2 separate regions of the Homo sapiens genome follow, and region 1 is linked to region 2. Evidence: chromatin contacts called from ENCODE Hi-C data. All regions are on one chromosome and are shown on one strand. The core of a region is the stretch at or near the end of the contact, and the rest is flanking DNA. Distances in the headings are between cores, read along the strand shown.

Region 1 (2,817 bases), core at 217-2,716, 8.1 Mb before region 2:
AGCTCACGCAGTTACTAAGAAGGAAAGCCAGAAGTTGAATTAAGACTTTGTACTCTTCTTCACACCGTGGCTGCCTTCTGGAGTGCTTGTGGCTACCGTTTTAACCCACAGGCTTTTTTTTTTTTTTTTTTTTTTTTAATCAACACTAGTTTTCAGTTAGCTCTGATGATCAGTGCCAGGAAGAACATGGGTCACTGAAATCCAAAAATAATCCCTGAAACATATTTTATGCAATTTCCTGTGTTAAAATCTCCTGCCAGAGCTGTTAAACATAGTCTTGGAGATGAGATGTGTCCAGGTTGACCTCATTTTCCTTCCCTGTCCTTCCTGGGATGGAGACTCAAACCAATGCTCAAATGACCAAGGCTGGGAAACAGGAGGGAAGGCTGAGGGGAAGATGTTGGTGGAAAAAACTTTAATGACATACATGAGGGATTGAATAACTGAGGATTTGGGGGCTCCATTATATAAATTCTTAAAAGTCTAAGAGCAGGAATGAGAGGGATGAAAGGAGAAGGCATGAATGCGTGGCAGGGGCATTTAATTGATCCAGAATGGGATTTTGCACTTTATGTACATTTGATGCATGTTTGGTGAATAGATGACTGATTGATTGGCTGAATGAAGGATTAGAAATTGTTTAAACTCAACTGATCTTTCACACATATAGCATACCTTAACTTAAAGGAACAAGACCTGGAATCTTTATCTCTCAGTCACCCAAAAAGGGGTATCATGAACAGGAACTGTTTGAGGAACCTCTGTCAATTTTTGACAGTCTACCATCTAATCCCTCAGTCCTATTAGCACCTGATATCTCAGTAATCCCATGTTATGTGCAGCCTTTGAGTGAACAAGTAATCTTCTCACCAAGAAAAGGAATCTTAAGTTCAACCAATCTGACTCACTCTCCTACAACTGTGAATGGCATGAGGGTCTCACCACTGGTAGAGGTCAGTAGCAGTGCAACACCCTGTGTGTCCTACATTGTCTTTCTTGAACTGTCTGCTGCCAACTTCCAGAGCATCTTTAGCACATACACTTTCTTGGAGCTTTCAGTCCTTCGGCCAGTTTGCAGCCCTGACCCTGACCAGTCGACCCCCTTGCCATGGCCCTTTCAATGTAGGCAACATGCATCCCAGGCCTCAGGTTGCCTTGCCCGTGAGTGAGCTTGCACTCAACTCCTGTCTGCCCAGCCCCACCAACAGCCTTAGCCAGACCCACCCCAGAGGCTGTCTTCTGCTTGCCTAGTACAGTAGTCCCCACCCTTGGCTTCATCTGTGTTTCCACTTTCCAGGAATTCAGTGCTCAACTGTGTTCTGAAAACATTAAATGGAAAGTTCCAGAAATAATTCATAAATTTTAAATCACATGCTGTTCTGAGAAGTGTGATGAAATCTTGTGCTGTCCTGCTCTGTCCCACCCGGGACATGAATCACTCCTTTTTCCAGCATGTCCACGCTGTACACGCCACCCGCCTTTCGTTGCTTAGGAGCCATCTCAGTTATTAGATCAACTGTCTCAGTATTGCAGTGCTTGTGTTCTAGCCACCCTTATTTTACTTAGATGGGCCCAGAGCACAAATGTCATGTTACTAGCAATTCAGATATGCCAAAGGGAAGCAGTAAAATGCTTCCTTTTTTTGAAAAAGTGAAAGTTCTCAACTTGATAAGAAATAAAAAAATTATAGGTTGTAGTGTTACAATGGCCCCAGGGTACAAAAGTAGTGTTACTAGCAATTCAGATGTGCCAAAGAGAAGCAGTAAAATGCTTCCTTTGTATGAAAAAGTGAAAGTTCTCAACTTGATAAGAGATGAGAAAAAATTATAGGTTGAGGTTGCTAAGATGTATGGTAAGAACAAATCTTCTATTCATGAAATTGGGAAGAAGGAAAAAGAAACTCATGCTAGTTGCTATCCCACCTCAAACTGCAAAAGTTATAGCTACAGTGCATGTTAAGTACTAAATTACCAAGGAAAAGGCATTAAATCTGTGAGTGGAAAACATGAACAGAAACATGTTTGGATTGACAGCAGTCAGGTCTGGTACTACCTTCTGTTTCGGGTATCCACTGGGTGTCTTGGAAAGTATGCCCTGTAGACATGGGGTGACTGCTATACTGGAGTGGCTCAGAGATCTTCTCCAACAAATGAATTGAAACTGTACCTCAAAAGAGGTCTAAATCTCAGCTTAGGGAGGGGGCTTCCCTTCCAAATTTTGTCTTCTTCAGGTACTCTCCCTCAGACCTAGGGTATTCTTTAGAGTTCTTTTTATGTATTTATAGCGTCTCATAGTTACTCCTCTGTTATAGTGAATAATCCTCTATATTAAACTTTTCCTGTATGATTACTGTCTCCTAACTGAAAGTCAACTGATAAAGAATTGGTAGTGGAACTAGTTTCACAAAGATGGGATTCAGAAATTGTCAAGATATTACTTCCAAGATGAAAGAAGAGTTGATTCACTCCATGTCACCTACCATAAAAAAGAGGCATTTTGTTTGGTAGGCCTTCTTGTATTGTTTAGATCATGCACATGGGTTGAAGTGCAGGGCTGAGCTCCTTGACTATGGGGAATAGGATACTAGGAATCCATGGTATAAAGTGATATAGTAACTAATCAAGCTGTAACTTGTGGTTTACTGTGACGAAGAGCCAACTGAAACAAGCACCATAGGATCCAAAGTGGTTGCTGCACTTTACTTTTATGGCTAATGATGACTACAAGGACTATGATTTGAGATTGATTTTTTAAATGCACTTGAGTACTTACAAAAAAGAAAATGACATGCTCAGATTCTTCAACTTTTAGCTTAAG
Region 2 (2,741 bases), core at 87-2,586:
TAAAAGCACCTACTGTTCTAGCACATACTCCAAAATTCCCGCACTGCCTTTTTCTCCTTTCTCTACTCTTGGGACAAGCAATCACAATTCCTTCGACACGCAACTAGCTCCATCTTCCCTTCTAGGAAACCTTCTCTAGCCTACCCAAGCACTGTTAATCACTCCCCTCTAGATTATTCTACTACGGTAGCACTTCCTAAACTATACTGCGCAGTAATCACTAATTACGTGTAGTTTCTCTTCAGTGTTTTTCTCCTTCAAAGCAGGGTTTCTATTCTGTTCATTTGGACCCTAACAGTATACCAGGCATCGAACATTTGCTAACTGGAGAAATAAGAGCTCCAACATTTACTTCCTATCAAAGCTTTCCAATGCCGCGGTTTTCAAAAACCTAAGCATTCGACACTCCAATTTGAGAAATACCAGTGAATACCAGTAACTAAACTGGATGGTGACATTTGATGAGGCGAAAACAATATTTAAAATCAATTCCCCCTGTCGCCTCTCCAAAAGGGCATTTCCACATTGAAGTTCCAGTAATTCTAGGTGACAGGAAGCGCGCGTTCTGGCTACGAGCATCACACAACGAAGTTAATGTGGATGGGAGTGGGAGGCACTGCAGGGATAGGAAACAGCATAAGCAACGACTAGTAAGCGCTCGAGAGACGGCGGACTACTATTCTGCAACGTCTCTTAAACACACTGGCGCGCCTCACCTGATCTGGCGAGTTTCCTAGAGGGGCCGCTGAACCCACGTGACCAAAAGAGCTACATTTTTGCAGGCCAGGGAGTGGGCAGTTATCCCAGCCGGCCCTTGGGAATGTTAGGCAACCGGGGTTGGTTGCTACGCCAAAAGGTGAATAAGGGCTGGGGAACAGGGGCGGCCAGCCCAGTTTCACTGGGAGCCAGAGGGTGCAGCTTCGACACAGCCACAGTGAATGGAAGCTTGGGGAGCGCGGGGCAATCTAGGCATTCCCGCCGACCTCCAGAATTGCGTCAGAAGCTGGACTGACAGCGCCCTGAAACGTGAGGAAACTCAAAGAGGCGCTTAGGGCCGACGTGGGGCCCACTCGCGCCAACTGCTTCTTACCGACAAGTGAGAACCAGAAGCCGCAGAGACAGACGCCGCCGCCATCTTTCAGCCTGCCCAGGGGGTCTCCGCACTTCGGGGGCGGTCTAGGTTCTCGTGCTCTTCTCCAAGACTCGGGAGCCGCCCACCAGCGGGGACCCTAGGCTGAACCCCTGATGGAAAAGGGCAAGGGTGCTGGTGCTGGGCTTGGAAACCCCTGCAACACACCCCCTCAGGGCCGCCTACGCTCACAGCTTACACAGAAAGGGCAACACGTCCTAACGGACGTCTTTCCTAGCCAATCAAAACAGCAGACGTCTTTCTGTAGTAGGAGAGAATCCGCCTCTTCCCTGGTGACGTCACAAGGTAGCGCGTAACGGGGCCCGCTGGGGCAGACAACGCCGGGGTTACAGGCCGGCTCTGCGGGGATTCTACGGAGGGTCGGGCCTCCTCCAGTAAGAAGCGTGGGCGAGTAGTGGTGTCGCCAGTGGCAACTGAAGGGAGTAATGGAGATAAAACAAAAGCGAAGGCGAAGTTAAAGCACTCCACGAGTTCCCTCGGATTAAACGCCGGAGAGAGCGTGAATTTGCCTCGGGGACGCCTCTCCAGGTGAAGTATTTACCTTTTGGCCAATAACAAATAGGATTAGGAGGGACTTAACGATTTAGTCCAATAGAAAGCAAGGGAAAAAAAGTTGCGGCAGAGAACGAGCCTTTCGCGAACATTTGCTCAATTGGATTGGGGCGCTCTCAGCCAAACCTGGGACTGGCTGTTAGAAATAGCCGCGACCGCAGACCTTTGGGCGGGGCAGGTTCAAAGCGGATTTCGCGCGCTGAGAGCTCCGGGATGTCATTGGCCGGCGACATCCTCCCTTTGTGGGCGCTTCCTGCGTCGCGGAAGTTGGGAGTTGGGAGGAGCCATCGAATGACGCGATAGCCTTCGCAGCCAATCAGGGATGGGAAAGGGAGGCCGAGAAGGAAGCGGATCCACGGCCGCACAGCTAAACAGCAACCCCCTACCCGCTTCGTCTCCCTCCGCCGCTATCGGGGCCTAAGCGGGAGCGGCTGGCACGGCGTCACTGGGTGGGCTGGGGCGGAAGTGGAGGCGGAGGGAGACGGTGGCGTCGTCCGCGGGGCCCTGGGCTCTCGCGGCGAGGCCCTGGTGGGCGCGAGGCAGGGGGAGGGGGAGGAGGAGGAGCCCGCGGCCCGGGCGGCGGCGGCTCTCGGGTTCTCCGTAGGGCCCCGCCTCGGAGCGGGCGGCGGCGGAGGAGGAGACTGAGGAGCAGGATGGCGGCCTCGGCCCTGTACGCCTGCACCAAGTGTACCCAGCGTTATCCTTTCGAGGAGCTCTCCCAGGGCCAGCAGCTCTGCAAGGTCCGTGGGCTCCGGGAGGCGGGCGGGATGGGTGTCCTCGGCCGTAGCCGGAGGGGGCCGGGTAGCCGCTGCACTGCAGCCCCTCTTCGCCGGCGCCTCAGGGGTTTGGGAGTCTGGAGCCCTCGCCTCCCCACTCGGGGACCCCTTTTTCTGGGGGCTTGAACATTAGCTGGGAACGGACCCTGAAAGGGAGGCAGAATCGTGCCCTTTTCCAGGCGGCCCAGGAGGGTGCCGGGCCCCGTCAGCGTCTGGGGGTCTCAGGAGTGGGGTTGAGTGAGGCAGCCACCTGTCTATGCCGC

The links. A loop is a pair of places that touch in the nucleus more often than their neighbours do. Pooled maps may share reads with other maps.
Region 1: a pooled map of posterior vena cava shows a loop between it and region 2 (14-fold over the local background). The contact joins the enhancer-like site here to the promoter of CEP57 in region 2. A Hi-C loop is called at or near these places in 1 of 50 pooled maps.

Annotation. Positions count from the first base shown.
Region 1 is chr11:103,869,565-103,872,381 of GRCh38, reverse strand. The region is part of intron 3 of PDGFDDN (PDGFD downstream neighbor); the gene reads left to right. Among named protein-coding and RNA genes, the nearest start is that of MIR4693, 21 kb to the right of the region's middle. Within about 2 kb of position 1,466, at least 5 of the 41 ENCODE cell types and tissues checked have a DNase peak (open chromatin) inside an H3K27ac peak, as active enhancers do.
Region 2 is chr11:95,789,093-95,791,833 of GRCh38, reverse strand. It overlaps CEP57 (centrosomal protein 57), which reads right to left and starts at 1,336. Exons shown (of 11, transcript NM_014679.5): 1 at 1,091-1,336. The coding sequence starts at 1,135. It overlaps FAM76B (family with sequence similarity 76 member B), which reads left to right and starts at 2,052. Exons shown (of 10, transcript NM_144664.5): 1 at 2,052-2,442. The coding sequence starts at 2,356. RefSeq lists enhancers at 428-1,091, 1,055-1,524 and a silencer at 2,025-2,444.